Regions from separate parts of the Homo sapiens genome. Here region 1 is linked to region 2. Evidence: chromatin loops called from intact Hi-C (ENCODE). Cell type or tissue: chondrocyte. All regions are shown on one strand. Each heading gives the region's core, and the rest is flanking DNA. Links, peaks and the distances in the headings are about the cores only.

What was found. A loop is a pair of places that touch in the nucleus more often than their neighbours do. Peaks named below come from ENCODE experiments on the same cell type or tissue, not always from the same donor. Only the 100,000 strongest peaks of a DNase experiment are listed, where the experiment ranks them.
Region 1: it touches region 2 in a loop (3-fold over the local background); 56 of 110 quality-filtered maps call a loop at or near these places.

What each region holds. Positions count from the first base shown.
Region 1 is chr14:76,448,453-76,463,831 of GRCh38, forward strand. ESRRB (estrogen related receptor beta) reads left to right here. Exons shown (of 7, transcript NM_001379180.1): 3 at 14,093-14,209. Among named protein-coding and RNA genes, the nearest start is that of ESRRB, 80 kb to the left of the region's middle. In chondrocyte, for the core only: CTCF peaks have their summits at 7,943 (motif pointing right) and 8,154; no DNase peak of the experiment used is centred there.
Region 2 is chr14:76,641,942-76,657,320 of GRCh38, forward strand. No RefSeq gene overlaps it. Among named protein-coding and RNA genes, the nearest start is that of VASH1, 110 kb to the right of the region's middle. RefSeq lists an enhancer at 5,785-6,079. In chondrocyte, for the core only: CTCF peaks have their summits at 3,163 (motif pointing left), 3,370, 5,947 (motif pointing left) and 6,151; a DNase peak (open chromatin) is centred at 3,123.

The sequences.
Region 1 (15,379 bases), core at 4,871-12,870, 190 kb before region 2:
CAAATAGCTGGGATTACAGGCACGCACCACCATGCCTGGCTAATTTTGTATTTTTTTTTTTTTAGTAGAGACGGGGTTTCACCATGTTGGCCAGACTGCTCTCGAACTCCTGGTCTCAAATGATCTGCCAGCCTCGTCCTCCCAAAGTGCTGGGATTACAGACGTGAGCCACCGCGCCCAGCCCACATTTACTTCGATTTTCACTTAACCCCATGTCCTCTCACAGTACCTGGCATGTAGAAGGTTCTCAGTGTGTCCAAATGCAATGCAATCCCCAAACAAAGTGATCTCCCATTTCCCAGGGAGGACAAACTGAAGAAGTTGGGCCAGTTTGCATATGTGTAAACTTTAAGGGATCTAGGTAAAATAGTCAGATGTCTGCTTATAACAATATATTATTTAGTTACGCTTGTATATTTTAAATTACCTTATGGAAAACAATATATTATTTTTGAAAAGTTGTTTTTCTACACATATTTTGTGAAGGAAGTCTTATCAAATGAATCTTTGATACAAATGTCTTTGTTTTCCTTCTCTAGAGTTTTTTGAGTCATTTAACAGTGTTTCAGTGTGCTGCCTTCATTTCCATCAGTTAATTGAAATTTTATGAGAATGTATGCGCTGCTATCCCTAAAGTTTTTTTATTTTAAGCCATAAGTATACGTCCTACACCATAAGGGGAGTTCTTTTTTTATTTGTGTTGACTTATGATCAGGATATCCACAATGTATCAGGTACATACTGCTTTTGACACCCAACACTTGTAAGATTATTTTCCTGGGAATAACTAAATTTGTGTTAAATTTCTTTACTCCCAGGCCAGGCATGGTGGCTCATGCCTGTAATTCCAGCACTTTGGGAGGCCGAGGCGGGTGGATCACTTGAGGCCAGGAGTTGAAGACCAGCTGGCCAACATGGCGAAACCCCATCTCTACTAAAAACACAAAACTTAGCTTGGCATGGTGGCACATGCCTGTAATCCCAGCTACTTGGGAGGCTGAGGTACAAGAATTGTTTGAACCCGGGAGGCGGAAGTTGCAGTGAGCCAAGATCACACACTGCACTCCAGCCTGGGTGACGGAGCAAGACTCAGTCTCAAAAAAAAAAAGAAAAAAAAGTTTGTTTTTATTTACTCCCTTTGTAGTGATTCACTCAGGCAAGGAGCATTGATTGCGGTCTTCTTAGGACCATGTGTCTTCCCAAATTTTAGATTGTTGTTCAGTACAAAGTGATTGACTTAATAGCACCTCTGATGTGAGAACTTGTAAAGACTCAAATCATAAGCAATTTTCTCTCTTTTTTTCTTTCCTTTTTTTTTTTTTTTTTGGTCCTTGGGACAGGGTCTTGCTCTGTTGCCCAGGCTCAGTGCAGAGACATGATCATGGCTTACTGTAGCCTCAAACTCCTGGGCTTCTGCCTCAGCCTTCTGAGGAGCTGGAATTACAGGCATGCACCACCATGCCCGGCTAATTTATTTTTTAAAAAAATTGTAAAGCGGAGTCTCTCTATGTTGCCTACACTGGTCTTGAATTCCTGGGCTCAAGCATTCCTATGGCCCCCACCCTAGTGGGCTTGCATTGTAGGGGGAAAGCTGACAATAAATATGATAAATAATGAAGCATGGTGACAGACTGAGACAGGTGTTATGAAGGAGAAAAAACAATGATGAGACCAGAGAGTGACTGAGAAAGGGGGGGGGTCTCATTTAGAAGGAGGATTAGGGAAGGTTGTGCTAATAAGGTGACTTTTAAAGGAAGCTGAAGCTCATCAAGGAATCCTGGGACCAGCGTTCCAGGCAGAGGAAAAAGCCAGTGTGTTTCAGGACAGCAGGAGGGCCAACATGGCTAGTGTCAGTGAGCAAAGGCAAAGTGGAAGGGGCTGGAGAGGATGGGCAAAGTCTAGGGGCCATGGTGAGGGGTGCACTTGGATTTTTTTCCAGGTAGAGTAGCAGCCGTTGACTAACATGTGATACATGGCCATGAGGGGCTGTACGGTTAGGTAAAGCCAGTCTGCACTCCTCCTTGAGTTCCCAGGGTAGATGGCCAACTTTGCACAGGCCACTGGGAGTCTTTTGAGCAATTCCTGGGTCTCTAACTTAAAACAAGAAGGAACAAGTAAGAAAGAGGCCTGGCACAGTGCTTCCTCCATTCACCTGGGGCCCAGATGCAGGCTTGGAAGAAAACTCCCCTAGGAGAGGGGAAGGGGGATGATTGATGGGTTATTCCACCTTGGGTCGCCTCCAGGTCTTTTGTCCTGGAGAATGCAGCTGGCGGATCTGGATCCTGGATCCCGGGAGGCACAAGACAGGGGTGCAGAGACAAGAGCAGGAGAGGGCAGGAGTCAGGAGCTAGGTGCTGGTCCCGGCCCAGTCACTAGCCAACTGGCTGACCTTGGGCAAGCAAGGACTGAGTTCCTCTGGCCTCAGTTTCCTCATCTCTACAAGAAGAGTCCATTAAACCCACAAAATGTTAGCTATCTGTAGGGCACTGGCAAATGACAGAACAAATCACAATTCCTCTTTTTGGAGACACAGCCAGGATGCCAGTCAGAATGTGGTCAGCCTGTGACTTAGGTGACACATAGAGTCCAGAGAAGGTTTATACCTTCTGGAGGGCAGGGAGGGCTTCCTGGAAGAAGGGACACTTTCTCAGAAGTGGAAGGTAAACATGCTTGGCAGCAAGAGAGGAGGGGGCTCAGTGGTGGATGATGGGCTGGGAAAACAGCATGGCACTGGAGTGCACCAGGCTTCACAGGTCATGGTAAGGAACAGTTAAGTAAGGAGTCATATTTAAGATTTGAGGGCTATTTAACCAGGCTTAGAATCTCAGCTTCACGATTTCTTAGTTGTATCACCTTGGGCAAGTGACTTAGTTTTCCTGAGCCTTAATGTCCGTATCAGTAAAATGTTAATAGTTCCTGCCCCTACAGTGTTATTGCAAAAATGAAATGAGACATGCATGTGAGGGTGTAACTAAGTGCCTGGCACATGAAATAAATAGTATTTGTTTTGTTAGTTGTGCTTGGCAATGGGAAGTCATTGAAGGCTTCTGAGCAGGGAATTAATCAGATCTCCTTTCAGCAAGATAATTCAGGCAACAATAGGAACGATGATGTGGAAGCAGGAGAGGCTAGGGGCTGGGAGCCCAGTGAGGAAGCAATTTTATTTTATTTTTATTTTATTTATTTATTTTTGAGACAGAGTCTTGCTATGTTGCCCAGGCTGGAGTGCAGTGGTGCAATCTCGGTTCACTGCAGATTCTCCTGGGTTCAAGCGATTCTTCTGCCTCAGCCTGCCCAGCAGCTGGGATTACAGGTGTGGGCCACCATGCCCAGCTAATTTTTTTTTTTTTTTTTTTTTTTAGTAAAGACAGGGTTTCACTGTGTTGGCCAGGCTGATCTTGAACTCCTGACCTCGTGACCCTCCTGCCTTGGCCTCCTAAAGTGCCAAAGTGCAGGGATTACAGGCGTCTGCCACTGCGCCCAGCAGGAAGCAATTTTTTTTTTTCCCCCAAGATGGAGTCTCACTCTGTCACCCAGGCTGGAGTGCAATGTCATGGTCTTGGGTCACTGCAACCTCCGCCTGGGTTCAAGTGATTCTCCTGCCTCAGCCTCCCGAGTAGCTGGGACTACAGGTGCATGCCACCACACCTGGCTAATTTTTGTATTTTAAGTAGAAAGGGGGTTTCACTCTGTTGGCCAGGCTGGTCTTAAATTCCTGACCTCATGAGCCACCTGCCTTGGCCTCCCGAAGTGCTGGGATTACAGGTGTGAGCCATTACATCCGGCCACAGGAAGCAATTTTAACAGTGCAGTTAGGGCCGTCCAAACCAAGATCAGGGCAAAAGGGCTAGAAGGAGAAGTTAGGCTTGAGGAACTTTCAAAAGTGGATTCAGGCTGGGCACAGTAGCTCACACTTGTAATCCCAGCACTATGGGAGGCAGAGGCGGGTAGATTACTTGAGGTCAGGAGTTTGAGACCAGCCTGACCAACATGATGAAACCCCGTCTATACTAAAAATACAAAAATTAGCCAGGCGTGGTGGCTATAATCCCAGCTACTTGGGAGGCTGAGGCTGGAGAATCGCTGGAACCTGGGAGGCAGAGGTTGTAGTGAGCCGAGATCAGGCCATTGCACTCCAGCCTGGGCAACAGAGTGAGACTCTGTCTCCAAAAAAAAAAACAAAACAAAAACAAAACAAAACAAAAAAAAAGGTGGATTCATTATTAAAAGGATAGTGACTGGATTGTGGATGCTAAGGGAAGGAGGACTCTTAGATTTCTAATTTAGGCTACTAGGGAGATGGCAAGGCCATTAGGGGGAAAACATAAATACCCAGAAGGAACAATTTCGTCAGCTGGGAGAGTCAGGGTGGGAAGGAGCATGAGATAATGGATAAAGTTTTGGACATATTGAGTTTGATCAGTTCACAGAGACCCTGGAGAGTTTGGAATTACAGCCCAGAAGCAAAATCTTGAGTGGGGTTTTAAGTCTAAGGAGAGCCTCTAAGACTGTGGTTCTCAAAGTGTGGCCCTCAGGCCAGCAGCAAAGGCTACACCTGGGAGCTTGTTAGAAATGCAAATTTTGGGCCCCACCCCAGACCTACTGAATCTGAGACTGGGGGGCAAGGCCCAGCAATCTGATTTAGCCTTTCAGGTGAGCTTCATTCAAGCTCAAATTTGAGAACTGGTGTTCGAGAGAAAGCTCTTTAGAAGGAGAAGGGTTGAGGGACCCTGCGGAACAGAAGGAGCATAGGAGGGGCCTTGAAAGGAGATTGAGGAGTGCCATATTTCATCAGTTCTAAGATGCACATTTTCTCCAAGTAACATCTCTGAATTGGGCTGCCTGTCACAGTTACCATTGACCAGGTGACAGCCGTTCCCTGGTTGTCACTGCACTCAAACGCACCTCAAAAGTTGCAGAGTAGGGGCCAGTGGCCTGAGACAACAGTGAACACTTTCTTAACAAAGCCCTTGATAGTAGAGAGGATGACTCTGTGAAAAAAACATGAAAACAATGACTGATCAAAAATGATTCAGAAGAGTTTGAGATGTTTTAGCAATATTTTAACCAATCTGTTTTTCTCGTATTTTCTCTTATGTATGTGTAAGAAGGCTACGGGATCAAATCAAATCTGAAAAAAAGCTCTTTTTTTTTTTTTTTTTTGAGACTGGGTCTCGCTCTGTCACCCAGGCTGAAGTGCAGTGGCACAATCTCTGCTCACTGCCGCCTCAGCCTCCCTTCAACCTCCCTGGGCTCAAGTGATCCTCCCACCTTGAGCCTCCAAAGTAGCTGGTACCACAGGGGCATGCCACCACACTCGGCTAATTTTTTGTATTTTTGGTAGAGATGGGGTTTCACCATGTTGTCCAGGCTGGTCTTGAACACCTGGGCTCAAGTGATCCACTGGCCGTGGCCTCCCAAAGTGCCTGGATTACAGGTGTGAGCCTAATCGGTGGATTCTTTTTTCTTTCTTGACTGATGGGTAAAATAATGGTACATCTTACCACTGAAAGCATCTTAGTTCATTACAAACCAGGCGACTAAAAAAACAAAAGAAAGCAAGTACTCCAGAGTTGATTAAATACACATAGAAATAGTCAGAGATGTTGCAAGAGTCCCTGCAGAGAGAAGGGAGATGAAATCTAACAAAATAGCCTGTTTTAAGAGGGTGGCAATGGGTGTCTGCTGCTTCAGGAAGGACCAGGAGGAGAAAGACCAAGAGGAGACAATTGCATTTGGTAGCTGAAAGGTCACTGTTGTGGAATTCTAGGATTCTCTGGGTGGGGGCTCTTGCTTTCAATTCGTTTGCATTCATTATCTATTCAACAGATATTAATCGATTTCCAGGATTGAGATACTGTACTTGAGATACAGAAATGAAAAACATAATAATCTCCATTCCCAAAAAGCACACAGTTCAGAAGGGAGGCCCACAGGTACACCTGTGATTATGAAACACTAAGGTAGCTGCTTTGAGTGTGGGGATGGGGTGGTGGCGAGAAACATGCGAGCCTATCTGGGGCAGAAGGGAAGAAAGTGTCACCAAGGAGGCCATGTGAGAGCTGTGGCTCCAAGGATGTGGAGGAGCTGGCCAGGAGGACCAAATGAGGAGTTTCAGGTAGAGGGAGGTATGGGAGGGCCGGGGGCTCCATGAGATCCATGAACTATTATACTTACTGACAGTTCAGATCTGCTGGAGCCTACAAACTGGAGGCCTCAGTGAGAGGGGATTAGGGTGGACAATTTGGAAATGGTCAGATCATAAAAGGCCTGGTAGGCTTTGCCCTGGAGTTTAGATTTTGTTCTCTGCTCTGGGTGGCAAGAGTTGGAGAATTTCTTAAATTTATACTTTAAATTTATTTCTAATTCTTTTCAAAATAAGGTATACAAATAGTTTAAAGAGTATAAAAGAAACATAACTTTTAGGCCAGGCACAGTGGCTCATGCCTATAATCCCAGCAATTTGGGAGGCCAAGGCAGGCAGATCACCAGGAGTTCAAGACCAGCCTGGCCAACATGGTGAGGAGTTTGAGACCAGCCTGGCCAACACGGTGAGGAGTTTGAGACCAGCCTGGCCAACATGGTGAAACCCCGTCTCTACTAAAAATACAAAAATTAGCCAGGTGTGGTGGCGGGTGCCTGTAATCCCAGCTACTTGGGAGGCTGAGGCAGGAGAATTGCTTGAACCTGGGAGGCGGAGGCTGCAGTGAGCCAAGATTATGCCACTGTCCTCCAGCCTGGGCGACAGAGCAAGACTTTGTCTCAAAAAAAATATATATATATGTTTTATAATGAAGGATCACAGTCACTGGCCCTACCCATTCTCCTCCCACTCTAATTCAGAGTTAACCATTTAAAAAAAACTCTCTTCTATCATTTAGTAATATTGTGATCTTATAGCTATATTTGCTGACAGCAAGTTTTACCTTCTTTCTTGACTTGCTGTTATGGAAGATGAGTTAGCTCCAATTACACAACCCATCCCAACACACACACACGATCATCCCGCTGTCCCAATATGGTAATATCACAAAATTTTCTATTTTGCCTGTTGCCATTTCCTTCTTGACATGTCCTTGACTTTTCTCATGGGTTGTATTCCCTGTTTTCTGGATCCTACCTCTTCCTCTTTTTAGTTCTTTCCTTCTTTGGGAAAGCATGTAGTTCATGGGCGTCCTTAAAAGGTATAGGAGAGGTAAAATCGGCAATACCTTGTATATGTGGAAATGCCTCTATTCCATCCTCCAACCTTCACATTAGATTCATGTCTTGGCTTGGTACAGAATTCTAGTTGAAAATAATTATTCTCAGCTGGGTGCAGTGGTTCATGCCTGGAATCCCAGCACTTTGGGAAGCTGAGGCGGGTGGATCACCTGAAGTCAGGAGTTCGAGACCAGCCTGACCAACCTGGAGAACTCCTGTCTCTACTAAAAATACAAAAATTAGCTGGGCTTGGTGGTGCACGCCTGTAATCCCAGCTACTCAGGAGGCTGAGTAGGAGAATCGCTTGAACCCGTGAGGCGGAGGTTGCAGTGAGCCAAGATCACACCACTGCACTCCAGCCTGGGCAACAAGAGCGAAACTCGCACACACACACACACACACACACACACACACACACACACAAAAGAAAGAAAAGAAAAGAATTGTCCATCAGGATTTGGACACCATTGCTGCTTTGTCTTGTAGCTCCTGCTGCTGCTATATCTTGAGTCTTCAATGCCTGACACTTTCTGAGGTTCTGCAGTGTGGCTAGCTTATTTCTTATCTGGATCCCTTGCTTTAGCTACCTAGGTTTCTACTTTCCTCATTCTCTGAGACAGTTCCCACTCCCATCCTGCCAGTTATTGGATTTTTGGGATGACGCATAGACAGGTGTGCTCCATGTGCCATGATGGGCCAGAGAACCCATAAACTTGTCTGGGAAAGTTATTAACTGACCTCCAGGGGGCAGTGTGGAGGATAGATTGGAAAGGGAAATGGAGACAGGCTAGTGCAGGACCATGGTCGCAAGGGGTGATGAGTGTGGAACTAGGACTGTTGCAGAAGGGAGGGAGGGAGCAGGTATCAGGAAGTAGGATGAAAAGGATCTTAGGGGTAGATATGGAAAAATCCAGGAGGCCCCTTCATTTCTGACAGGTTGCAGGTGGCTAGTCGTCCCTTTGATGAGACAAGGGATACAGTAAGAGGAACAGGCTGGATGAGGATGGGTTCAGTTTGAGAAAGGTGAGGGCCCAGGGGACCTCCAGGTAGACACATCAGCAGGCAGATAGCTATAAGGGCATGAGCACTGGCTGCAGATCATTGCCAATTTCGTGATAGTGGAAGCCAGTGGCATGAATGAGATCATCCAGCTCATGGGTGAGGGGGAGGATCGGGAGAGCAGAGGGCCCTGGGCAACGCAGAGATGAAAGGGATGGTCCCTGTCTCCAGAGGTGTGTAAATAAGGGAGTGGAACTGAGTGACCATCACCCCAGCCCTTTCACACCAGCTGAATAGAGTGGTACCATTTGAGCTCTGTCATTAGCCAGCAGCCTCTGAGCCCACAGGTCCCCGAGAGCTATTTGTCCGAGCTTAGCAACCCCCTTCCTGAGCCTGTGGCAGGGCTGCCCTGCTCTCTGCAGCTGTTCATGAACAGCTGATGGGGATGACCCTGGGATTTCCTTCTCTCCGGGAAGCACAGGATCAAAGAGAGCTGATGGTGGTGGTTACCCCTCTGCCTTAAGGTCACGGAGAAGTCCAGGTCAGGTTCTACCAGTGCCTGCCTCCTTCCCACAGGCACCGGCAGCATCCACTCTGAGGTCTAGGGACCGGAGGCAGACCTTAATGTTCTCAAATATCACAGTTGGTGGCTAGCCTCGGATCCAACACCTAGAAAAGACTTATCCTGGAATCCTTTGGTTGTATCTACCCTGTAAGACAATCTTGTCCAACCTGTGGCCCAGGATGGCTTTGAATGCGGCCCAACACAAATTCATAAACTTTCTTGTAGCAGGATGAGTTTTTTTTTTTTTTTCTCATCAGTTATCGTTAGTATATTTTATGCATGGCCCAAGACAATTCTTCTTCAATGTGGCCCAGGGAAGCCAAAAGATTGGACACTCCTACTGTAAGATCTGCCTGAATATAAAAATAAGCAGAGCAGCCGTGGTGGCCTGTTTGCCAGTGCCTGCACTTCACTAAGACCTTTGTATGCTTTCTGTCACTGAATCTAGGGAACTTTTATTTTTTATGTATTTATTTTTGAGACGGAATCTTGCTCTGTCACCCAGGCTGGAGTGCAGTGGCATGATCTCTGCAACCTCTGCCTTCTGGGTTTAAGCGATTCTCCTGCCTCAGCCTTCCGAATAGCTAAGATTACAGATGCCCACCACCATGCCTGGCTAATTTTTTTATATTGTTGGTAGAGACGGGGTTTCACCATGTTGGCCACACTGGTCTCAAACTCCTGACCTCAAGTGATCCTACTGCCTCGGCCACCCAAAGTGATGGGATTAGAAGTGTGAGCCACTGCGCCTGGCCTGAATCTGGGGAACTTTTAGATAAGAACTTTATGAGATGGGGGCTGTACCCATTTTACAGATTAGGAAACTGAGGCTCAGAGAAGTTAGGTGATGTGCCCAAAGTGGAGTCTGCACCTGTCTATACTGAATACACTCCCAGGTTAGAACCTGGAATTTATGCTAACCATTGGCCATGTCCCTGTCCTGAGAGAACTCATCCCCAAAACTGCCACACCTCAGCTGCACGTGTGTGTGCTGCCAATGTCCTATCCCTGTTCCTACACGCTCCTAGGCCCGCCTCAAGAGACCACAGGAATTCTGATGAATTAATCTCATCACTTTATCGAGGAGGCACTTAAAAAAATTACAAAGCAAGGCCGCCAGCCTGGCTTTGCTGGCAGCTAGCCGCTGGGGCCATAAAATAAATTGAAAGGAACCAAAATAAACAAATAATTAGGTCTCTCTCTCTGACACACACACACACACACACACACACACACACACACACACACACAAACACACACACATGCATGCAGGCCAACCCCTAAAGGGTGAAGAGCCTGGTTGGGGACTTGCTGTTAGCACTTGGTCCTCTTGTCCTGGGAGAGCACCAGTTCCAGCTCTGCACACACACTTCCTGACTCCTTGCTCTGAGCAGCAGCCTGTGGCCTTATCCTTCCTCAAAAAGTGACAGGTTGGCTGAGCAGCTGAGAGCAAAGCATGGGAAAAGTGAAGAGTGTGCAAAGGGTGTCCCAGGCAGCTGGAGGTGTGAAGCCCATGGAGAGCCCTGTGAGCTCCTGGCACAGTGGCTCAGAGCAGGCTGGAGCTGACGGGCTGGGTCCCAGTCCTTACTGTCCCATACCCTGGATTCTGTTCACCCTCTCCTTTTTTTTTTTTTTTTTTTTTTGAGACAGAGTCTCGCTCTGTCACCCAGGCTGGAGTGCAGTGGCGCGATCTCGGCTCACTGCTCCCTCTGGCTCCTGGGTTCAAGCAATCCTTCTGCCTCAGCCTCCCGACTAGCTGGGACTACAGGTGTGCACCACCACACCTGGCTAAGTTTTGTATTTTTAGTAGAGACAGGGTTTCACCATGTTGGCCAGGCTGGTCTTGAACTCCTGACCTCAGATGATCTGACTGCCTGGGCCTCCCAAAGTGCTGGGATTACAGGCGTGAGCCACCACACCCAGCCCCTCTATCTTACAGATGAGAAAAATCTGTTTACCTCCGGGGTTGCTGGGAACATGAAATCCTTGGGATCTGTAAAGCAGAGCTGTGGCTGCTCCCTGACAAGCATTCGCCAGTGTGAGCTCCCCGTGTGTGCGCATTGAGCGGCTGGGTGTCCCAGGCAGTGGGACTAGAGAGGAGCTGGAGTAGGTGGAGGAGGCAGACAGATACAACACAGGGGACATTAATGGGTTATCAGCAGGGAGAAGGAGCGCCTCCCCATGTGGGACCTGGAGAAACAGAGGGTGGAGGGAGCATAGAGAGTCTGTTCTAAGCTGCAAAGCAAAGGCCTGGCGACCTAGGAGACCATGGAGTTCCAGAAAGTGATAGTTATGCAGAGCGAATGGAGGGAATCAGCACGCTGAGGCTGCAGAGAGAGGGTGGGCCTGGGTGGGAACGGGCCAAATCCTCCAGCGCCTTCTAAGCCAAGATAAAAGCTTGAATGAATTAGCTTTCATATGTGTTTTTCTCCTTTCTGTTTGTCTTTTGAATTTTACCGGGCTTACATGAATATTGAAATTATTCCCCAAGAAACCACCCAAGCCAGAATGCTCTAAGAAATAGGGCTAGACAAAAGCAGGTAGGGGTACACAGAATCTTCATCCCTTCCCCTTCCCATCGCCTTCCATCCTCCAGCACAGAGCATGACCTCCAGCTCCCTCCCTGCAAGAAATGGGATGGGGAGAAAGGTGGTGCCTGCTGGACTTGAGACAGGGAGAGAGAGGGAGAGGGGGAGAGAGGGAGATGGGGAGAGAGGGAGGGAGGATAGCTAGCCTTCACCTGTAGATCTCTGAGGTGCTCCGGAAATAGTTTTCTTCACCAGTAAAAAGGGATGAGAATACTCTCTGAGCCTTTGTGAGTACTCAATACAGTTAGGCACATTGAGTAATTTTGCTACCTCAAAGCACTTTGTTAATGGTAGAACATGGTTCATGCTTGTTTCCAGAAAATCCAATAGAAAAGGTTTCCATCCATATCCCATGTGGGGAGGTGGTGACACAGGGAAGCCCAAGGCCACCCTTCTCCCCTACTACCCACCAGGCGACCTCAGCCGCTGGGTCAGCACCAGGCACCTGTCCTCAGTGGGGCAGCACTTCCAATTTCCCCATCCTCCTTGTGAGATACAGGGTGGGACAGGAGATCTGTGTGGCCTTGGGTAACCTGCTTCAGCTCCCAGAGCCTCAGTTTCTTGGTCTATGAAATGGGACACTGATGTGCCTTCAGAGGCTGTTGTGAGGACTGAGGGAGCTGTGCAGACTATGCACACAGTAGGTGCACAATAAATCTTAGCTGCTATTCCTCTGAAGTGGGTAGGGTTTGGTGTGGAGGATTCAGATAGGCAAGCCTCCAGCTCCTCCCTGCTCCCTCAGGAGGTGGGGCTGGAACGAGAGATGTGTTCTAGTTGAGAGATTCTGTTCTGGAAAACCCTGGCTCAGGCTGACCTCAAGCACTTTGGGACAGGAGTCGAAGAGACACAATACCAAAACAGTACTGTGATGTGCTGTTCTTCATTTGTACGTTCCAGTTACATTTTTTTTTGAGACGGAGTTTTGCTCTTGTCACCCAGGCTGGAGTGCAATGGCGCAATCTCGGCTCACTGCAACCTCCGCCTCATGGGTTCAAGTGATTCTCCTGCCTCAGCCTTCCGAGTAGCTGTGATTATAGGTGCCCACCCCTATGCCCAACTAATTTTTTTTTGTATTTTTAGTAGAGACAGGGTTTCACCGTATTGGCCAGGCTGGTCTCGAACTCCATACCTCAGGTGATCCACCTACCTCTGCCTCCCAAAGTGCTGGATTACAGGCATGAGCCACTGCGCCCGGCCACTCCAATTGCATTTCTTTACCTCCCCCACCTGCTCTCCCCCCATCGTCTTTCCCTCCATTACCAGGCACATTGTAGGTGCTCAATGCGTATTCGTTAATAAGAGTCAGCAGGTCAGATGCCTGTATTAGAAAGGCAGTCACAGCCTCTCCTGACTGGACTGTCAACCCTCCCAGGAAGAGCGCTGGAAGGTCAGTTCAACCTAAATAAGACCTCTGTGTTCACACTGCATAGAAACACTTGGAAAACTCATCTGTAAAATGGGAATAGTATTAGTACTTATTTTCTCTTTCATGGAATTGCTATTGGGAGGGGAGGGACTCTGTAGATCAGTCATTCACTGCATTCTACCTGCCTGTCTCTATATTGCGGGGGCTGTGCTAAGTGCTGCTGGACACTGGGGAGCAGCCCAAGGTCTTGGCTTCGTGGGGCCTACAGCTTAAAAGAGCATGGGTTGGGTTTATGGTAGCCATTCTTTTGTTTTGTTTTGTTTTGTTTTGTTTTGTTTTGTTTTGTTTTGTTTGAGACAGAGTCTCGGTCTGTCACCCATGCTGGAGTGAAGTGGCGTGATCTCGGCTCACTGCAACCTCTACCTCCCGGGTTCAAGCAATTCTCCTATCTCAGCCTCCCGAGTAGCTGGGATTACAGGCACATGCCACCACACCTGGCTAATTTTTTTGTATTTTTAGTAGAGACGGCATTTCACCATATTGGTCAGGCTGGTCTCGAACTCCTGACCTCAGGTGATCCACCAACCTCGGCTTCCCAAAGTGCTGGGATTACAGGCATGAGCCACTGTACCCGGCCTGGTAGCCATTCTTATAACCCATGAAAGGAGTGGCCTGAAAAATTTATCACAGATTCCCTCCGCTGAATGAACTCTGCTCATAAAATGACCCCCTCGCATTGAATAGTGTTTAAAGCAGTTGTCCATATGTGGTCTTGGTTAATTCTTCATTTAGTAGATTATCTCACTGTTTTGAAGATGAAGAAATTTCAACTTGGTCAGAGGAAAGTATATCCTCAAGGTTAGCAAAGCCAGGTGGCCTGGGCCCCTCCAGTGGGATGCAGAACCCGGGCCTTGATCCTGGTGGACGCAGAGTTTCCAGGAGGCTTTTCCCACATGTTGGGGTCCCAGGCTGGAGGCTGGAGGAGCCTGTGGTGGTGGTGGTGGTGGTGGTGGTAGTGGTGGTCTGCACTAATGTTCTGGTCAGCATAGGGGGCGTTCTCCTCCTGGAGTAAAAGGCCAGCTTAGTGAGTTTTGATGTCCCTGCCCAGAAGTGGCTTCAACACTGTGGGTGGCCATCCTCTGGAGAGTGTTTCCCCAAGTAGCTGCCTGGTCCACCCAGACCTGCCACCTGGAGTCTCCATATGGAAGAGTTCAAAATGTTCTGACAAGCACCTCAGAGCACCTGCTTTGAGAACACTAGGGGGGAGTGGCAGCTCTGGCAAATTAAAATCCCCATCCAGCCAGCCCTGCGCTGGCAGGTGGGGGCCCTGGGCGGCCAGCACCCGGCAACCCTCTCTGTGTCTGGTTGCAGGGAACATTGAGTACAGCTGCCCGGCCACCAACGAGTGCGAGATCACCAAACGGAGGCGCAAGTCCTGCCAGGCCTGCCGCTTCATGAAATGCCTCAAAGTGGGGATGCTGAAGGAAGGTAAGAGACCCCACCGAGTCGGGGTTCACTGTGAGGCTCTGCTTGCTGGGGAGTTTTTGTCCCCTGTGAGACACCCACAAGCTGTGGACCTGTGTCCCAGGGTGAGACCCAGTCTGAGCGCCCATCTCCTCCCACACCCTGCCAGCCTGCCACGGCGCCCGCATGGCTCTCCTCCTTTAGGGAGGTGGGAATTGGAATTTCTTCATTAAGGATCCTTCCGAACCCCTGACCCCACTTGGGCCCCAGTGGGCCTGGCACTCTGGGAAGGCCCTCCTTTAGGGGCAAATCCCACGTCTACCCTAGGAGGGGTAGGCTTAAGAGGCTGTTATATCACCTAGCACCCTCAAGGGCTTGGGGGTGAAAAGGACAGACACATTAAGTCCGGGAATGATAAATAATGTTCCCTTCACCTGTGAAGAATGGCATTTGTTTTCTGGTGGGTGGACAGGACATGGCTCTTGCCTTGGGAATGCTGCTCCCTTCCTTGTTCCCTCTCTTCCCATCCTCTCCCTTCCCTCTCCTTTCTCTCCCTGCGTCCTCTGTCTCTAGAGCTGTGCTGTCTAATATGGCAACCACCAGCCACACGTGGCTCCCGAGTGCTGGTCCAAACAGAGGTGTGCTGAGTGTACAACACATGCCTGCTTTAGAGGACTTAATAGGACCATAAAAGGCAGTGTAAAGTCTGGTGGTGATCCTTTTAAAAATGTGATTGCATGCAGAAAGGCTAATCTTCTGGACATGTTAAATAAAACATATTGTGAAATTAGCATCACATGCTTCTTTGTTTTTTTTTTTTTTTTTTGGAGACGGAGTCTTGCTCTGTCACCCAGGCTGGAGTGCAGTGGCGCAATCTCGGCTCACTGCAAGCTCTGCCTCCTGGGTTCACGCCATTCTCATGCCTCAGCCTCCCGAGTAGCTGGGACTACAGGCGCCCGCCACCTCGCCCGGCTAATTTTTTTGTATTTTTAGTAGAGACGGGGTTTCACGGTGTTAGCCAGGATGGTCTCGATTTCCTGACCTCGTGATCTGCCCGTCTCAGCCTCCCAAAGTGCTGGGATTACAGGTGTAAGCCACCGCACCCGGCCTCTTTTTATCTATTCGTTAATGTGACTACTAGAAAATTTGAAATGACACGTAGCTCTCATTGGGACAACTGCTCCAGGTCTCCTC
Region 2 (15,379 bases), core at 2,478-10,477:
AGAGTGGACCTGCCACACGCAGACAGCAACAGCGCCCGCATCCTTATGTGGCAAATCCAGGACAGGGGCTTCCAAAGCAGGAAGTCCTCTGGGGTTGTGGAGATAAGATTACAGACCCATCTGCAACAGCTGAGGTGAGGTGATGGGGTCACTGTCTCAGAGCCCATGGGACTACAGAATCAGAAAGAAGAGTAATGTTTGGTCTAATATGCTTTTTCTTTCTTTTCTTTTCTTTTCTTTTTTTTTTTTTTTTTTTGGGACAGACTTTCATTCTTGTTGTCCAGGCTGGATGGAGTGCAGTGGCTGATCTCGACTCACTGCAACCTCTGCCTCCCAGGTTCAAGTGATTCTCATGCCTCAGCCTCCCGAGTAGCTGGGATTACAGATGCCCGCCACCATGCCTGGCTAAATTTTTTTGCATTTTTAGTAGAGACAGGGTTTCACCATGTTGGCCAGGCTGGTCTCAAACTTCTGACCTCAGGCAATCTGCCCGCCTCGACCTCCCAAAGTGCTAGGATTATAGGCATGAGCCACCACGCCTGGGCAACTCTTTTTAAACCATTCCTCAATTGCACAAACCAAAAACCTAGGAATTGGCCTTGACAACTGTCTCTCACTTAATCCCCCCAACCTGATCCTTCTTCATAGAGCACCGCCATTTTTATCTTCTAAGGATCTCTGCCATCAAGCCATCCCGATTCCCAATCTTGCTTACCCTCTTCAATTTCTTTTTCTTTTTCCATTGCACATAATACTTTGCAATGTATTTACTTATTTATTATACTTACTGTCTATCTCCCTTCTCACTAAACCTGGCATGTAGTAGATGCTCAATAAAGATTCGAGGACTGATTCTGCATGACCACCTTCTCCCGTCTGAATGATAGCACTAGCCTCCTGTCTGGCCTACTGCTGCCTACTCTGGTTCATCTTCAATCCATTGCCCAGAACGGTGCTTTCTCAAAATGCAAATCTGGTCATGTGTCAGCTTTGTGCCACCCACCCCTGCATGCACAGACATCAGACACATCAATGGCTTTCCACAGATTCAGGGTAAAGCCTCATCCCCCTAATGTGGCCCACAAGGTCCTCCTTTGCCTTCTCCTGCCCTCCTCTCTGGCTTCTGCTGCTCCCCACCTCCTCACTGTCTCTGCCCCAGACCCACTGGCATCCTTTTGCCACAGTCACGCCCACCAAACTGCCTGAGCCCATGAAGTTCCCGTGCAGTTTCCTGTGCATGGGTGGCTCTTCCCTGCCTTCGGATTCCAGCTCCAGCAGCCTTCCCTGACATGGCTCTCCACCCTCATTAGGTCAACTCTTCCCATCCCAGGATCTCAGATGCCATTTGTGACTTCTCCATGGAGCTCGTCATGGTTGCATCTTTAGACTGGTACATGGGCTGTTTGGAAGCGTCTTTCTTCCTGACCACACTGAGAGCTCCATGAAGGAAGGACTGTCTTCGTTGCTCACTATTTTAGCCCCAGTTCCTAGTGGCGTGCCAAGCACCTAACAGGCACTCAATAAACATGTGTTGATTAAATGAAATAAGTGAGGAAACCCAGGCCCAAAGAGCCCAGGTGACTTGCTCACCGTGACACAGCTTGGAGATGGCCACTGCAACACAGAGTTCAGGGCTCTGCCAGAATTCATGCCACTTCTCTTTGGCAGGGCAGAGACAAGGGTCCCCCAGCCAGTGGGGAGCCCTCGCTGGCCAGTACAACCAGACAGGGGGATGGAACCTGGGCCTGCCTTGGGTCTTCTCTGGGAAAACAGCTCCAAGCCGGGAAGACAGAAGGTTGATATTCCCACGCTAAATTCCCCTCGTGGCCATTATAATTCACATCCTGCATATTGAAGGCTCTGAAAAGTCCCCAGGTCAAAAAGAAACTTTCACAGTAATAAACAGAAGATTTCCTTTTCCCAGAGGGAAATGTTTCTGCACAAACAGAAGCAGGTCTCCCTGAAGGTCAGCTCCAGGCACAACCAAGCGGACACTCATTTTTCCTAAGAACATTTATCAAAGACCTACTCAGTGCTAGACATTACAAAGCACCAGGGAAGCTGCAGAGAGGAGGATGGGCAAGGCCTCACCCTCAGAGGGTTGCATATAAAAGGCACTGTTCCCCCGGGAACATCCCAGGAGGGAAAATGCCAAACGTGAAACCAAGGAAACACTGAAACAACCATCTAGCCACGGAGGGACCTCACAGTGAGTGCAATGAAAAGGAGATGCAGGCTGTGGCTGTTTGGGCTGGGCTCTCTGAGGACGTGACTACACGGCTGACAGCTTGTGGCAATGGGGCCAGTGTGACCAGAAGGCCAGGGTCTGATGGTCCAAGCTCCTAGCAAGCCCACCCTTCTGTTGCGAATATGCTCAAGAAAAACTCGAGTCCCCTCCGACGCACTTCCACGTGCCTCTCGGCAACCATCCGTGCAGAGAAACCGCAGGTGTGCCAGGTGATGACCTAGGGACGGTGACTTGGGGACTCCTTGTTGTAAAATGTCAAGCACTTTGGTCCTGAATGCCAAAGCACACACACAAAACACTGTCCCCCTTCCTTGGCCTAATCTCAAAAGCCAAGCAAGATCCGTGTCTAAACTCTCATTGAACGCGCTAAAATGTTTCTGAAGAGCACAGGAATTACTTAAATGAAAAATAATTGTTGAGGAGCCATTATTATTATTCAAGATGTGTCAAATGACATTGAAGTGTTCTATTTAATGTGTGGTCATTACTATCATCTTTTAGAGAACATGAAAATAAGCGTTCGTCTGATTACCTGAATGCCCACACCTATTTTCCTCCTAATGTCTTATGACCATCCACCTGGAATTCTCCAACCTTGGGAGCTTTCAAGAACACAGCCCTCACAGCTGAGGCAGGGGAGGCCATCAGCACACAGGTCCTGGATGGGTCGGAGGCTGCTGAAATATCTAAGTTCCTGCAATGATTTCAGAGCATGCTGCTCAAATGGAGGTGCTTTCTTAGCAAGCAATCTCTCTATTTCTTGTGGGAAGATGAGGAGAAAATCGGCTGTTGGGTCCGGGATCCCAGCTGGCAGCTCACCCAGACTGACCCCCACCAGGGGAGCATGGAGCATTTCCCAACAGGGAAAGGACTGCGGGGCGCCGAGGGCCCCAAGCCGCAGAAACATGAGGCTTGCCTGACCCCTTGTGGTGTGAGGCTCTCAAAGCCCGCTCCTTGCTGTTCAGACAGAAGGGGCAAAGACTGGATTCATTGTGACTGTGAGTGCTTGTCGTGGATTGAATGACACCCCTCAAAAGGTATGTTCCCCCAATGTGACCTTATCTGGAAAAAGGGCCTTTGCAGATGTAATTAAGGATCGTAAAATGAGAGCATCCTGGATTACCCAGGTGGGCCCTAAATCCAATGACAATTGCCCCTTATAATCCACAGAAAAAGAAAAGCCACAGACATACAGAGCAGAAGTCCACGTGAAGATAGGCAGAAAAGGGAGTTACACAGCTACAAGCCAAGGAGTGCCGAGGCCCCGGCAGCCAAAAGAGGCTGGGAGAGAAGACATATCTGCTGTTTGAAGGCACTAGGTTTGGGGTCATTTGTTATGGCGTGCTAGGAAACTTCAATATGGGATCAAGGGATAGGAGGACTCAAAGCCAGGGGCTTCCAAAGCCTGGTCTGTGGAGAGAGTGCATCAGAACCACCTGGTGCACTTGATTCCTTGATTCTGATTCAGAGTCCCTACGGTGGGGCTCTGGAATTGTACATTTTACAAGCTAGCCCTAGTCAATTTTTCTGTACACCCAGTTCTGGGAGCTGCTGTTCCAACCAACTCAGTGATAACCTTTGTAGCAGTTATTAGTGCTGTTCACCGAATAGCTCTATCTCTTTACCTTCTAAGCACAGGATACGATTGCGCTTCCTGCCCTGCTGTGGGCAGATGGGGTCAAGGGACTAGTTTTGACCAATGGCTTGTGGGAGAAGTGCTGTGTGTTAAATACGAGCTGAACTGTAATTGCCAGTGCAAGACCCCCCACCCCAGAGCTCTCTTCGCTGCAGTATTTGGGGTGGTGGCTGCTCTACTAGCCTGGACCCCTGAGGGACTGAGTAGAATCCGCCTACCCACCTGTGATGCACACACACCCGGGGCTTTTAAAGCCTCTGAAATGCCAGGTTGGTTGTTACTGCAGCATAACCTAGTCTATCCTGACTGATTGAAATATGGGAATGTTTTGTTTCAACTTCAAGTCACCCGCTAGAACCTAACTTGGATACAGACACATTTTTTAAGCTTTGCAAACAATTTGCTTAACAAGATTCAGGCTCATCATAGCAGCCACTTTTCATATTATGGGGGTCACTGAATTGAACAAAATCAGTATTAACACCCAAGCAACTCCAGAGCTTGTTTTTCTTGCTATTTTATTAATTCGCTAAAACTAATCATTTTCTAACTAATATCAGACTTTACTGTGCATACAAATTACCTCGAGATCTTGTTAAAATGCACAGTGTTACAATTCAGAAGGTCTAGGATGAGGTTCTGCCTTAGTCAGTTTGGGCTACTATAACAGATACCACAGACTGTGTGGCTGAAACAACACTTATTTCTAATGGTTCTGGAAGCTGGGAAGTCCAAGATCAAGGTGCTAGCAGATTCCATATCTGGAGAGGGCCTGCTTCCTGGCTTATAGGCAGCCACCCTCTTGCTGTATCCTCATGTGGCAGAGAACAGAGATCATCTCTCTCATGTCTCCTCTTATAAGGGAACTAATCCCATTCTGAGGATCCCACCCTCATGACCTAATCACCTCCCAAAGACCCCAACTTCAAACACCATCATATTGGGGATTCAGGCTTCAACATAGAAATCCTGGCTGGAGGCGGGGCACAAACTTTCAGTCCACAGCAGACTCATTCTATAGCTCTAACCAGTTCTGGGGTGATGCCAGTTCTGCTGGTCTGTGGACCACACTTTGAATAGCAAGATTTTAGGTAATGCTTTTCTACAAAATAAATTATTGAACTAATGGGTAAGTTAATTTCATAACATCCATAATTATAATAAACTACATCTGTAAAGCCATCTCTAGTTTCACATGTATTCAACTTAAGCCTCATAATGGCCCTGTCTGTGAGTGAAAGCAAGCAGATTTTTTTTTTTTTTTTTTTTTTTTTTTTTGAGATGGAGTCTCATTCTGTCACCCAGGCTGGAATGCAGTGGCGTGATCTCGGTTCACTACTGCCTCCACCTCCCAGGTTCAAGCGATTCTCCTGCTTCTGAGTAGCTGGGACTACAGGTGCCTGCCACCACACCCGGCTAATTTTTGTGTTTTGGGGGTTTTTTGGGGTTTTTGTTTGAGATGGAGTCTCACTCTGTCACCAGGCTGGAGTGCAGTGGTGTGATCTTGGCTCATTGCAACCTCTGCCTCCCAGATTCAAGCGATTCTCCTGTCTCAGCCTCCTGAGTAGTTGGGACTACTGGTGTGCGCCACCATGCCCAGCTAATTTTTTTGTGTTTTTAGTAGAGACGAGGTTTCGCCATGTTGGCCAGGCTGGTCTCGAACTCCTGACCTCAAGTGATCCACCTGCCTTGGCCTCCCAAATTGCTGGGATTACAGGCGTGAGACACCGTGCCTAGCCGAAAGCAAGCATATATTCTTATCCCTACTTTGCAGATGATAAAAATAAAAGCTGAGAGAGCTTGAGACTCCCTGAGGGTCATCTTGTTCGGTAATGTCAAGGATTAGACTAGAAAACAAATCTTGTCTATGCTCTACCACTGCCTAATAACAGTCCCCAAGATTTCATCAGTGTTTGAATGCCCAGCAAGATTCTAAACATGGTGTGTGTGTGTCTCATTGGAAACCACCTCAAATCCAAATGCTGTGGTCACTTTCAACCTAGCCTCTCAGTAGCACCCTGCACTTTGGCTTTGGGATGGCCTCCTACATGGAGGAAACATTGCCACCTAGTGGACTTCCAGAGCATCAACTCTTAGGACGCTGAGTCTGGGTTACATCTTGGGTTACATCTTTCTAACTTTGGCCTTCATAGCTCTGGTTCTTCCAGTCAACACAAATGCTAGACTCTACATAAGAGATGCAGATGTAGCACTGTCATGGCCTTTGCTTCTAGGAGCTCTTGAGGTAGGTGCAGAGACAAGATTTTTTTACACGAAATAATTAGTTCCTTGTTCAAATTTCGTGATCAGAGGACATGGTTAAGTTCTAACCTTTAGTAGTTGTGTGATCTTGGGCAAGGCGCGTGACCTCTTTCATCCTCCATTTCTTCATCTACAAAGAGAAGATACAATAGTCTTGCCTCACTGGGTCATTGGGATGAAGACGAGAGATTCGTATTAAAAACCAGCAGGGCCTGGGAATGGAGATGTTACGGGGAATGGAGGTTATGATTTCTAGATGGCACCAAGATTTTGAGCCTGGTTGACAGGAACAATGATGATTCCATGGGGAGAGATAAGGTGGACAGCTATTTGAGGTAAAAGATGGCAAGTTTAGATTTACCTATGAGTCTAAAATGTCACTGGGACAGATGTGGGACAATATCCAAAGCAGTTGGAAGGGGCTGTGGAATGAAGACCCAGGTTTGGAAAGGCAGGAGAGTACAGTGGTCAGGTGCATGGGTGTGGGGCCCAACAGCGCGGGTTTCACTCTCAACTTCACTGCTTCCCAGCTGTGTGACCTCCAGCAAGTTGTTTAACCTCTCTGTGTCTTGGACTGGTCACCTATAAAATGCAAATAACAGGGCCGGGTGTGGTGGCTCATGCCTGTAACCCCAGCACTTTGGGAGGCTGAGGTGGGTAGATCACTTGAGGTCAGGAGTTCGAGACCAGCCTGGCCAACATGGTGAAACCCCGTCTCTACTAAAAATACAAAAATTAGCTAGTTATGGAGGCACACACCTAAAGCCCCAGCTACTCAGCAGGCTAAGGCTGGAGAATCACTTGAATCCAGGAGACGGAGGTTGCAGGGAGCGGAGATCATGCCATTGCACTCCAGGCTGAGTGACAGAAAGACTCTGTCTCAAAAAAAAAAAAAAGCAAATAACAATGGTTGCTGTGAGAATGACATGAGTTAGCATAGCTACATTAATATCTATTAGGTACTTTCTGTAACTTTTGCCTGAGTCAGGCTTGAGTGCACAGGTTGGAGGGGAGGGGGTCAAGTGTATGAGTTGATTATGAACTGTTTATATATTCACTGGAATATAGGCTCCAGGAGGGCAGGAGCTTCTATGGTTTATTTCTATCTCCTGGTGCAGCACAGATGCTTAATAAGTAGTCATTGAATAAATGAGTGAATGAATGAATGAATTAATTGACACAGGCCTAGTGAAGAGTGGAGTCAGGAGAGGCTGAAAGGGAAACCAGTAGACTGGGCCTTGCATGTGACCCAGAGGTAGAGGCTGAAGGCCACTCTCCAACCGTGCTCTTTTTAGAAGTGTGAGATGGAAAGGACTAGGTTAGTGGTTCTCAACCCAGGCAATGTCTGGAGAGAGACATCTCTGGTTTTCGCAATTGGTGGGTATAGGGAAAGTAATCCTGGCATCTAGCAGATGGGGGACATGGTTGTGGTTAAACATCCTACAATGCCCAGGACACCCCCCAAAACAGAAAATGATCTATCCCCAAATATCAACAGTGCTGAGCCTTAGGTGTCTAAAAGATCATTCTTTTATAACTTTTTAAACTGTTACATAATAGTTGTGCAAATTTTGGAAGTACATGTGATATTTTGACACATGTACACAATGTAATGGTCAAATCAGAGTAATTGAGCTATTACCTCAAACATTCATCTTTTTTGTTAGGGACATTGCAATTATTCTAGCCATTTTGAAAATACAATAAATTAGTGTTAACTATAATTTCCCTACCGTACTATGGAATACTAGGTCTTATTTTTATGATCTAACTGTATTTCCAAAAGATGATTCTAATCCCTGCTGTGTTTCTTAATAGTTCTGTGGCCTTATCAGCCAAATCCTTGATTTCCCTGAGTTTGTTTCCTTATCTGTAAAATGGGAACATGAGTACCAGCGCTATTCATATTGTGGATACGTGGTGAAGAACAGAATACTGTGTTCTTGGCACCTGCCACATGGTGAGTCCATGTTCAATCCTACTATTACTCTAGTTATTGCTCTCATGCTAAGATGCACAACAAAATAAAGCCTCATCTTCTGGGACTATGGATTCTACTAAGGAGCTTGACAGTGTCACTTTGAAAAGATCAAATGCACTCACTCTTAGCTCCCACCATCCTACACACAAAAGCAATTCTGCTAATAGTGGTCTTGCACCTCCTTTCATCTATCCTGAGGATATGGACGTTGGTGTAGTGTTGAGAATGACCCTGGAGTTGCCACTAGCACTAAAACAGGCTGAGGCTGCTCTACTTATAATCAGTTCATAATCAACTCATAAACTTGACCCCTCCCCTCCACCCATGCACTCAGGCCTGACCCAGGCAAAAGTTACAGGGCTGAGTCTTCCATCAACTACACGCCATGCAGTACCCAAGAAAGTGCACACTTATGGGGATTATGGTGAGGAAGAAAGCAGTCACCATCCTTGCTGGACTTCCATCACTCCATTAGCAGAATTTAAGTAGCCGTTATGCCCCAGGCCTCCCCTGGTCACATGTCTTCCCCTTCCCCACACACCACAGGAGTGTTACCAATTTTAACCTAAACCCATCTGGGTGAAGATGCTTGGGGAGAGGGAAATTGGAGTGAGAGGCAGCACACGTTGTGATGGGCTTGAACAGGTTCTAGAAGAGGCATGACATGAATATTGCCAAACATGGCCAAAGGCTTATAAAAGACCTGGCTTTGCAGCAAAGAAAACAAAAGTCTGGGTAAAAGATTGTGAAGGCTGCATCTACTTAGACATTGCTGTTCATGAGTGTGCAGATGGATGGCCTGGCATGCACATGTTGTGCACACTGAGCTTCCAGCTCCCCTGAACGCACCCACACAACACTCGCTAACACTCAGGGCTGAATCCCAGCTGTCAGCATGGCATCTCTACCCAACATGTGGCCTTTTTTCCTCTCTGGACTGCTCCAGCCTCAGCTGAGAGATGATTCTGGCCTGATAACTACAGCTTTGTTTTGTGAAAACAGAGACGCAAGCATCAGTTCCTTCTTCTGCCCAGAGGTCTCAAGGAGTTTGGACAGGGGTATCATGGGGGCAGGGAACACAGGGAAAAAGAGAGAGCGGGGAGGAAATGAGGAACAGGTAAGAAATGCATTGCTGTTGAAAAAAAGAGCTCTCTTCAGCCAATAATAACAGCTGAGGTTGTCTGAGCACTTACTTTCTCCCAGGCACTGTGCTAAACACGTTTGTTACTCAGTCCTCAGACACTCCCATGAGTTCAGTTTAAGAATTCCCATTCCACAGAACATGGAAAGGGTGCTCCAACAATTATGTTGCTGCAGATTAGCTCATTCTCAATCTAACCAATAAACATGACCCTAGGGTAGAATGTAAAGTGATTTAAATGGAACACCTGCCTTACAGAAGATCCTTTCCACTCAGCATTTGGGAGGGGAGAGGATTTTTTTATTCAATTTGGATGGCTAATTAGTTATCACAATGACTGAGGAATGGGAAGGTGCCACTGGCATTTAGCGGAAGAAGTCCAGGATGCTAAAAACATCCTATGCTCTAGAGAACAATGCTCTAGTCAAGAAACATGAGAACTGTATGCCCCTTGGCTCCCCTATCTCTATAGTGTGGACATCACCTGCCTCATCAGCTTATAATGAGGATTGAATGACTCACCATCTGGAAGGTACCAGTTCCCACAATTTAGCAGAAGCTGTCAGTGCCCCAACCATACCCTTTGGCTATGTACTGTTTCTGAGCAGGCTGGCCTGACCTCCACCAGCCAGCATCTGTATCTCCCTTTCCACAAGTTTTTCTGGCCATGAAAGCACACCAGAACCTCCCATCACGAGACAAACTCAAGGCAGCCTGGGGCCCTCCACCAGTGGCTGGTGGGAGTTGGTGTATAAACACGCAGCTACCTCACTCTTTGGAGAGACAGAGCTGAGACTCATGTTCTGCACTGTTTACAGAGTTCCCCAGTAGGATTAAACTCCAGTTTCCTACAGTGGTAACCAGCTTCCTTTCCTTCTCTCTCAAGCTCACCACTCTCTATGGTGCTCTCTGGGACCATTTCCCAGTTAAACCATTTGCTTACAAATCCCTGTCTCTGAGTTGCTCCTCAGGAAGCTGAATCTAAGACACACAGTGAACAGTGAACTGTGACCCCCTTACTTCTGTGCCCTGGTTAGTTTGTATGTTTTTTTTCAACCTAGAGCGCCCATTATGTGTGTGTCTTCTTGTGCAGGTCTGCTCATTTTAATAACTGTGTACTGTGAATTATGTTGGTTCCTCTCTCTGGCTCGTTAGCAACATTATTGAAAATTGGGTAGGGAGGGCAGCCCAGGAAACCTCACAAACAGGAGGTGATTCTTTCCCAGACAATGCAGGCACTGCCATTTCTGCTTTGGGACTGAGAAACTCCCCCACCCCCAGCCCCCACCAGCCAGGAAGAAGAGTGGATCCTTGTGGTACAACAGCAAAAGGGACGTGCAGGTCCCAGGAAGCTCAGAGAGCTATGTTTGGGGAGGCCTCTGTCTGACCTCACATAAGCAACAGAGCTGTACTGCCCAAATAGTCCCTCCTGAACACAGCAGGGCTAGAAGCTGGCTTGGGAGAACATCAGAAGAGGATGAGGGCCCTGCCCTTGAGAAAGGAACCAAAGCACTACTAACTAAAGGGACAATCAAGCAACTGTGCAACCCAAAACCCATAGTTCACAATGAACAGCACAGCTGCATTTAGGCAGTGCTGGTTTCAAAGCTGGTCCTTTGCCTGTTTTTTTGTTTTTGTTTTTGTTTTTGTTTGAGAAAGGGTATGGCTCTGTCACCCAGGCTGGAGTGCAGTGGTGCAATCTCATCTCCCTGCAACCTCTGCCTGCCGGACTCAAGCGATCCTCCCACCTCAGACTCCTGAGTGGCTGGGACTACAGGCGCACACCACCATGCCCAGCTAATTTTTTTGTCGAGATGGGGTTTCGCTGTGTTGCTCAGGCTGGTCTCAAACTCCTAGGCTCAAGCAATCCTCCTACCTCGGCCTGCCAAACTGCTGCAATGGTCCTTTGCCTCTCGAATTTGTGCCTAATTTACTTTCATTCCCACCCCTAGAGCTGTTTTATGTCTTCCAAGTTTATGCCCTTCATGGGGAAGTGAAGCCACATCCAAATGGTTGGGGAAATGTCCTGAAGAGCTGAATATCTGCCACCTCACCTGCATGGCTCTCGTGCTCGCAGCCAGGCTGCAGGACTCCAAAGCCACCCCTGGGAACCTCTGAGCCCTTGTTGCCTATGATGTGCGGTGGACACTTAAGGAAATTGCCAAGGGACAAATCTGGTCACCTCACATCGACCTGCTTTGCTATATAATCCATCGGCTCCAGGCCTGCCCTGCACTTACCCTCAACGAGTCCGTGAGCAAGACACCTCAACTGCTAAAGTCTCACATTCTGCAAGTGCAAAGTAGGATTCTTTTTTTTTTTTTTTTGAGATGGAGTTTTGCTTTTGTTGCCCGGGCTGGAGTGCAGTGGCATGATCACCGCTTACTGCAACCTCTGCCTCCCAGGCTCATGCAATTCTCGTACCTCAGCCTCCCAAGTAGCTGGGATTACAGGCGTGTGCCACCACACCCGGCTAATTTTTTTTTTTTTTTTTTAGTAGAGACGGGGTTTCACCATGTTGGCCAGGCTGGTCTCGAACTCCTGATCTCACGTGATCCGCCCACCTCGGCCTCCCAAAGTAAGATTCTAATCATAACCACTCCTTAGCGTCATTTTGAGGATTAAATGAGATAATATACAGAAGCAGCAGACATGAGTTCCTGATGTGTAGGATCCAACTAATAAACATTAGCCAGGAGTAAGAAATAGTTTGAGCAGCAATGGTCACAGCAGCAACAGAATGGTAGGGGTAGTTAAGAGCTTGGAATCGGCTGCTTTCCTGTATCCTCTCTAGTAGCTGGCACAAACTCTGCACAAAGTGCACACTCAATAAATATTTGCATGAAAGCATTGAGTAAACCAAGCCAGGCTGAAGATGTTTAAAGCTACTGTTTACTGTGTCCTTATCAGATACCAGGCCCTGGGGTGAGCACATCATTTAGATTTCCTCACATGATCTTTTAATTCACTCCCCGGCTTCTGTGGTTTCCTTCCATGGGGAGCGAGCTCAGCCTGCTGAGACACTCCCGGCTCTTCACCTCAGTACATCTTTAGAGGGAGAAGCATCTGAGTGGGGAATTGGGAGGAGAAACTGGGCATGCACGGCCCTCCCTGTTCCCACCACCTCCTCCCCTTTGGGGGCTTCACTGTCTCACTCTATGAGCTTTACAGGGGCTGTGAAGATCCAGGGATCCTGGCGGCCAGGTAGGTCTGTGAACTCTGGGGCTACACGTCAGGGAATCCCCTGGCCTGTAGAGGTAAGCTACGTGTTATACAACCTGGCCTTTGTTGTAAGGAAGGTGATTTGGGACCTCCATATGCTGGCTCTTTTATCTTATTCAAGAATTGGTTCAGACCCAGGTGGGGAAGGGTGGTACTATCTTTTGACTCCCTATAACGTAATTCCTATACCAACTCCAGAGGTGAGTAACAGCATCCCGTATTTCCCCATGTAGTGGGTTAAATGACTTGCCCAAGGTCACACAGGTGAGCTACCATTCAGACCTGGGTGTGTTTAACTCCAAAGAATGGCTCACACCTGTGCTGTCCCTGGAATGTTGCTGTGCCCACAAATCACCAGCTGAAGCACGCATTGCCAGTCTCATGAGAAGAGGCAAAGAGGGCCATTTACCTAGGAGAGCTAGACCTGAGCCTGCCGGATGTGCTTCCCGTTAGCCCTCGACGACAGTCATTCCAGCTGGCTCCCTTCATGGGCGGGGTCTTGCTGGAAGCTTTCCTCCCACTCTCAGGACTTTCGCCCATCTTCCTGTTTGCTTCTCCTCTCCACTTTTCTCGTTATTTGGCAAAAAATATCCCAAGCCCTAAAAGACATGTAATTCCCAGAGCTTCTTCCCTGAGCATGTCCAAGTCTCTCCTGGTTGGCTCTTTTATTATTTCTTTCATTTATTCCTGGAAGCCCTCATGACGACATGGGTTTCAGACTCTACTTATTTCCCAAATGACTTGTTGGCACTGCTGTGTGGCACTGGGATCAGTAAGGGAATGCACCCTCACCTCTTCTCTATAAAATGCCTCCTTTGGTATCTTGGCAGATATTCTCACATGCCACATTCCACCAGGTGTCTGTAGAGGCAAGGAAGTTAGAGTCTGGAAGGGTCTCTACCTCCTCCTCCTTTTCCTCTCCCTCCTCCTGGTTATTCTTCTACTTCTCTCTCAAACAACTGCCTAGTTGTCTGCATTTGAAATACAGTACCTGGTTGTAAACTCCAGAGATTTGGAACTCAAGGGGACCCTGCTTTTCTAATATTATAGATGAGGAATTAAGGCACAGAGAGGTTAAGGGACTTGCCTGAGGTCACACAGCAAAATAGTGGCTGAACTAGACTAGACTGTCAGTTTCTTGACTCAGTCCAGTGCTCATCTCAGAATGCCGTTTGGTTAAATTGGTCCACTGGGTTTATAGTGCTAAGAACCACATAGTTAAGTGAAGGAAGCACATCCATTCCCTACCTTACTGAAAGCCAGTTCTATCAGATCTGTTCTGTTAGAGTCTGACCGTGTCAACTCCCTCTCTGCCCTTCATTCACTTTTCTTACCATTGTGCAAAGCTAGTTCCCGCCCTGGGACCTTGGCACTTGCTGTCCCCTTGAGGTGAACACTCCTCTCAGATCTTCCAAAGCTCTCTCCAGATTGTTCAGGTCTCCGCTCAAGTGTCCCCATCTGACCTAAAACTGTCCCCTCCTCTATCATTCTCTGCCTCCTACCCTGCTTTGAAATTTAGAGCACTTACCACTCTCTGAAATATTGTTTGTGCTTGTCCTCTTGTCTTGCCTGCCTCCCACACAGAAATGTAAATTCCACACAGGCAGGGACTTTGCTTTGCTCACCACTGTGTCCTCAGCACCTGGCACTTGGTAGATGATTGATAAGAATGAATTTGTTTGCTATTAAGATATTATGGATTAATAGTGGTTAGGACCAAAATATACCACAGAGGATAGGGTGACAGGCAACCCAGATGGCTGCCATGGGACCCAGGAGGAGATTACACATCCTGAATCTAGACATGGCAACACTGTTCTGAGTGTATTGGATTTTCAACTTCACAAAACCAAACACTCTGCAGAGCACAGCACACCTGGCTCCTGAGGGAAAAGAGCAGGACAACATCCCCTTCCAATTCAAGGTCAACAGGCTAAAATGCAGGCACCGGTTTTGGTCGTCTCTCTCTTGCAAGGAACTGCTCTCCTCTCTCCTTTTTTCTGTCTATTAAACTTTCCGCTCCTTAACCCACCCACATCTGTCCAAGTTCTGAATTCTTTCTTGGCAAGAGACTACGATCCCCATGGTATATACCCCAGACAATGTAGCTGTTTCAGTTGGGTGTTCTCATCAGGGATCGAGATGAGAATGGAAGGTAGAATCATTGGTGTGAGTCAAGGAAACTTATTTTGAACTAATTATGGCCTTTAATAATTGAGTAAGGTATACTCCTGTGAACAAAATTTGGAGCATGTTTGTTTCTCTCTACCTGGTTCCTCCAGAATTTGGAAACCATCTACTCACCGTTCTTGTTCCTGTGAATCAAGTGGTGAGCTGCAGCTTGGAAGAAACAAAAAGTGATGCAACATCTGGTGGAGGCAAACCAGTGTTACAACCCATTGGAATGGCTGACAGCAATCAAACTCCAAACAGTGCTGCAGACCAAACCACGCATGAACACGCCTTTCTTCCGAGGACCCTTAGATCAACCCCAGGAGGAGCCCTAAGTGCTGTTCCCCACATTACGCCCCTTTTCAGTAGGAAGTAGCCAGGAAGAGTCATCACCGAACACCCCCTAACACCAGTTAGTGTTACCACTCCAGAGGGAGGAATGATATAGGAGTTAAGAAGAAATCACTTAGGCAAATAGTAAGGGTATGTGAGTCCTCAGTAACGCTTTTCTATTTAATGAAAAGCAGCTGCAAACCATTTTCTAACAAAGAACCGCCTGTAAAGTCTAGCTGCAGACATAGCTGGGAGCTTGCACAGGTGAATGCCAGCAAGAACTAGGAACTAGACATGTTCAAGATGGTGGCCCCACCTTCCCTTCTCTGTCAGCCACGTGTAAAGAGCAAACAAGATGGTGGCGATCAACTGGAAAGCCCACTT